Regions from separate parts of the Mus musculus genome. Here region 1 is linked to region 2. Evidence: chromatin contacts called from ENCODE Hi-C or POLR2A ChIA-PET data. All regions are on one chromosome and are shown on one strand. The core of a region is the stretch at or near the end of the contact, and the rest is flanking DNA. Distances in the headings are between cores, read along the strand shown. Region 1 has its middle 20 kb from the start of Gm36495. Region 2 has its middle 14 kb from the start of Gm36495.

Evidence for each region. A loop is a pair of places that touch in the nucleus more often than their neighbours do. ChIA-PET counts read pairs that join two places held with the same protein, here RNA polymerase II (POLR2A).
Region 1: a loop to region 2 is called in a map of heart, with 3 times the contacts of the local background. The contact joins two enhancer-like sites. A Hi-C loop is called at or near these places in 5 of 37 maps with a recorded cell type or tissue (ES-E14, adrenal gland and heart). POLR2A ChIA-PET finds 5 or more read pairs at or near these places in 1 of 5 experiments (Patski).

What each region holds. Positions count from the first base shown.
Region 1 is chr12:16,869,182-16,871,881 of GRCm38, reverse strand. No RefSeq gene overlaps it. Among named protein-coding and RNA genes, the nearest start is that of Gm36495, 20 kb to the right of the region's middle. Within about 2 kb of position 1,435, at least 2 of the 3 ENCODE cell types and tissues checked have a DNase peak (open chromatin) inside an H3K27ac peak, as active enhancers do; they include heart, where a contact is called at or near this core.
Region 2 is chr12:16,835,134-16,837,833 of GRCm38, reverse strand. No RefSeq gene overlaps it. Among named protein-coding and RNA genes, the nearest start is that of Gm36495, 14 kb to the left of the region's middle. Within about 2 kb of position 1,446, at least 3 of the 3 ENCODE cell types and tissues checked have a DNase peak (open chromatin) inside an H3K27ac peak, as active enhancers do; they include heart, where a contact is called at or near this core.

The DNA.
Region 1 (2,700 bases), core at 186-2,685, 34 kb before region 2:
ACTGGGGAAAGCTTTCCCTGAGGAGATGCCCCATGGCTTTCTCAAGCCAAAAGAGGTCACAGAGAAATGCCCGTCAGGGGTTGAGTGTATTGTCCAGTGGCTTGATCCCAGCACCACAAAACATAAAACAAAGTTGTATGACGTTTCTGTTCTTATCTTATCTTATCTTATCTTATCTATCTATCTAAATGCACATGAAGTTTAGAGAACAACTTTCTGGAGTTGGTGTTCTCCTCCTACCATATGGGGCCCAGCGATTGAACTCAGGCTGTCAGGCTTGGTGGATGACACCTTTGCTCACTGAGCTATCTTGCTTACCTATGATTCCTTTGTATGCTTGTGTGTGTGTGTGTGTGTGTGTGTGTGTGTGTGTGTGTGTGTGTGTGTGTGTTTATATACACACATGTGGATTTATATACAGGTAGATGTGGAGGATAGCAGGCAATCTCTGTTGTCATTCCTCGGGACTGTCTACCTATCTTTTTTGAGGCAGAGTCTCTCTTTGGTCTAGAGCTCCCCAGTCAGGCTGACTCTCCATCTCCCCAGTGCTGGATTACAAGGATAAACCCCCAAGTGTGGCTTTTATTTTTAAATGTGGGTTCTGGGCCTCATGATTGTAAAGCAAGCACTTTACCAAGGAGCTATCACCCCAGGATGAATAGCATAGGCTCTGTGTGTGGCCAGTGATAGCTAACCCAGCCCTCCATTCAAGACCGGGAATGCTTCTGGAAGGAGAGGACTCAGATAGTTTACTTGGGGCTCTGGGTTCCACCTCCAGCTCCACCATTTGAAAACAAAAAGATGTCAGTTGGTCAGGAGGAACCCACTGCTTGCAGAGTGCTTTCTCTTTCCTTTTGTATCACTGTGCCCCCAGTGGACTCAACAGCTGCAGGCCCGAAGAAGGCGGATTTCCCCCACTAAGTAAACAAGCAGGACCTGGGTGGAGACTGTTTGAAAATGATTTGGTTTAAAGTTAATCCGGGCCACTTCCCCCAGGGATCTTTGACCAACACGACATCTTTGGAGTTCACTCAGATGCCATATTGTGGTAACATTCCACCAATTTGAACCAAAGGCGATGTGACGTAGTGGAAAACTGGCCTGGATGAGAAGCTAGCCCTACCCTGGCCCCAGGGGTTTCTCTGAAGGCAAGGCCAGGCCCTCCCCTCACCCTGGCAGCCACTGGCCCTGGGGCCTGGGCCCCTTCCTGCAGCTCCCTCTCTCTAAAGTGCTTCCTCTAGCAGGCTCACTGAGGGCTCTGTGGCATTTCTGGAATGTCCTTCCTCCCAGCTCTGCTCTGCTCCCCGCTTTAGCAGGAAGGCTGGGAAATAAAGAGGCCCATTTAAGCCTCCCAGGGCCAAGAGAGCACATCTCATAGCTGAGTATTTATGACTGTTACTGTTGCAGAGACGACCTGTGAATTGCCTGGCACCCCTCCATGGTGTGGAAGTGGAGTTGGCACCCTCTGCACTTGGCTGGAGGGTGCGTGGCTGTCCTGGGCAAGGCTATGCAGAGCTCGTATCTCTTCCTGCAACTACTGGGGCTCTGAGGGGTTTCCAGAAGTAACCAGCGCCCAAGATCCCAAGAGGAATCCAAGTGCTATGGACCAACAGCTAGTCTCTCTTAAAACAGAGGGGTAGGTGTTACCATGGGAACGATAAAGCATAGCAGCAACTCTGCTATGTGAAAGCAGACCTTTCTAGAGGAATGTGGATGTCTGTGCCCCGACTCCATTGCCTTCACGTTCCTGTGCATGCCATTTGTTCTCGGGTAGAGGCCAAGGGACACCCTCAGTTGTTTGTCAAGCACTGTCCACCTTGGTTTTTTGAGATAGACTCTCATTGGCCTGGAGCTTGCCAAGCAGGTTAGACTGACCAGGCAGCAGGCAGACTCCAGGAGTCTCTCTGTCTCTGCCTCTTCAGCACTGGGATTACAAGCATGAAATACCGTGCCTAGATTGTTAGTTTATTAATTGAACCCGGGTCTTCATGCTTTTATGGAAAGCACCTTACCAAGTGAGACATTTTCCCCAGCCCTTATTCCCTTAATTCAAAACCAGCCCCACCCACTCCCCCTCTCTCTCCCCTTTAGCAAACTGGACCAGAGATGGAGCCAAGCTCGCTAATCAGCCGCTTGTTATTGACTGTTGATTTGTGATTTGTTTCTTCACTTCTTCCAGGCCCTTGAGAGAGGAAGCTGGTCAAGCCAGGCATGGCCAGCTAAGCTGGCCAGATGTGAACACGCCTTGGGAGCCTGTCTGCAAGAGCTCACAGTGACCCCCAGACTCCAGAGAACTTCTGACAGTTTCCCTGTTTCTTGTTCCAGTCACTCTTGAGGCTCTTGGGTTCCTGATATGTACACTGCTATCTTTTTGAAACAGCATGTTCTCTTGGGGCTTAAATTTATGTAACATAATACCCTATTAGAATTCTAAGAAGGAAAAAAAATTTTAATGGGAATTTCTAGCAACAGCTATGTGGAGGGACAAAGAAAGGTCGCTGTGGGCCAGATCCTGAGTGGCCTTACTGTGACAGTGAACAAGCTTTGACTTGTACAGCCAGCCCCTCCCGGTGGTCTGCAGAGCTTGGGGAATACAGAATCCATTTGCAGGGTGGCTCAAAGATCTCCTAGAAGGAAGTCTTCCCTATTGCAGTGCCCCACCCCCAAATACTGAGAGACAGGAACAGCTATTGAGGCTCA
Region 2 (2,700 bases), core at 197-2,696:
TGTGTGTGTGTGTGTGTGTGTGTGTGTGTGTGTGTGTGTGTACTAGTACCATGTTGCACATATTAAGGTCAGAGAACAACTTGGGGTTTTTCCCTTCTACCGTGTAGGTTCTGAGAATCAAATTCAGTTTGTTAGGCTTGGCAACAAACAGCTTTAACTGGTGAGCCATCTTACTGGCCTGGCTTGCCCTGAGTTTTATACACTAGTTTGTTAATGCATTCATTCATCCACTCAATATCGTGATAGACATGGTGATGTGGTACAGTCTCTACACTTCTAGATAGAAGTAATTTTAGGCTTTCTAGATAAGGCCAAGAGACCAAGGCAGACTGAGACCTTATCTCCCCAGAGCTTAAGGAACAGAGGTAATGAGACACAAAGCAAGTACAATACAGGGCTATCCCTGCAGTCCCATAAAATGGATTTTTAAAAAATGGTGAGTTGGGGAATAGCTCAGTAGATGAAGTGCTTGCAACATGAGTGTAAGGAGTTGAGTTCAATCCCCAACACCCGTGCAAAAGGCAGGTACAATCCACTTGTGATCCCAGTGCCAAGGAGGTGGGGACAGCAAGAGCGGATCCTGGAAGCTTGCAAGCTAGATCTCATACCTGCACCTTACAGCCCCAATCAGTGGATACTTGAGGTCCTCCTGCAGTTTCAAGAGAATGCCCACATACGTGCTTTTGCACTCATGTAACTGCTTCACACACTTGTGCACTTGAGCACACACACACCACACAATATATGTATATATATATGCACATATATGTAAAATCTCTCTATATGTGCATATATATACAAAAACACATACATACACATACAACACACAATATATGTACATATGTTTACATGTATGTGTATAAGATCTCTATATATGTGTATATACATACACACATACACACACTACACACACTATATATATATATATACACATATATACATATATAATCTCTGTAATACACATAGACCCCAAATTCACTAAAAGCAAAATAGTATTGATTTTAACATTTTGTGCCTGGTGTATTTGATGTTTTCATTTGTACAGCAAGACAAAATGAAAACTACGGACATTTTGTGTAAAACAGAATTCGGCTCTGCACTGGGGCATTTTATTTTTCCTTCTATATGTTCAGCTCATCTATTTGATGCTGATGGAAGGAATGCTGTCAATGTTTGTATAGCCCAGGTTGCGGTTACATGAGGGTGTAGCTCATGATCCTCACAGGAAAGGGAGGGCCATTAGGAAACAGAAACTCTCTCTTTCAGATTTGTCCATTGTGTGTAGCGGTGATAGAAATTTCTAGAAGAGAGTTCTGATATCACTGCCAAGTTGTAGCTGCATAAACATATGTCAAACAAGCTGTTTTCCAGGAGACAGCTCATTCCTTGGTGTCACTGTGCACAGTGAGCTACTAAAGATACCACAGGGCTCAGTGCTGACGTCAAGCGGATATGAGACGCTCCGCAGCTGATTGCTACGCGTCCCAAATTGGAAACATGAGCTTGCCCACAGAAGACGTTCCAACTCGGCTTGACAAATGAATCCTCAACTGTTCCTCATGGTCATTTGTTTTAAAAAGCTCAAGTGACTGTTCATTATCCCAGCTGCTGTGTTAGGTAGCTTCTCAGAGGAAAACAAAACACAAAAATAACCCCTACCTCCCCTCCCTGCAGACAAAGAACAGTATCACTAACCTTTCCTAATGCTGGCCAGAAAGGATCAAGTGCAAAAGGGACAAGAGGGTCCATCGATGACAAAGAGAGGATGTTTCCCATAAAAAAGTGGTGGTGTTGGTTATTTTTAGACCAAACTGCAATGAATGACATATGCACAGAATGCCCTCTGGGGCTCACCCCTCACCCCCTCATGTTAATTTCTGTCCTTCTTTAGCCTTTGCCCCAATTACTTTAACATTTTTTTCTTTTTGGTTTATTTATTTACATTTCAAATGTCCCCTTCCTGGTCTCACCTTTGTAACTGACCCCCCCCATTCCATCCCTCCTTGCTTTAACTTTTAAAAAACAAAACTGTATTATAGTATATTTTCACAAGGTCCTGAGAATCCTACCTTCTGAGATGCTGTTAAATATTAATCCATAAAAATACCATATTTCAAGCATTAATGATGACTTTGTACGTTCTTGGTGGCAGTCTTTCTTTGTGGTCTCAGGGATCGAACCTAAGACCTCATATATATGAGACAAGTGCTCTACCAATGAGCTGCCTGCCTCTGAGCTGTGGCATATTACTTTCTGTGATTCACTCAAAACATGTCAAATCAAGTGCTCTTGTTCAGAATTAATGCTAATACATGAGCATTCCAGACTCCTGAAGTCAAGCTGTCAGTCAGTGGTGGTCAACTCTGGGTCTCAACCATGGGAAACACAGATTTCTGACGGTCTTAGGAACTGAGACACCTATCAGCAGCAACATTATGTTATAAATTGTTGGTAACAAAGATAAATTTATGGTTGGGGGTTCCTAAGACCATTGATACATCTCTTCTTGTCACCTGTCCTCACCGTACCTAACCTGTACCCACAGTACTGGTTAAAGGATGGAAAAGTGGTCAGAGGAGTGGGCTGGGTGGCACAGGCATCCCAGTTAGAGATCATATCCATCCCCGCTCATGAAGCACTTGTCGGAAAATTAAGACTCCCTCTAAGGGGTTATAACTCCAACCTGACTAGAGGTCAGTT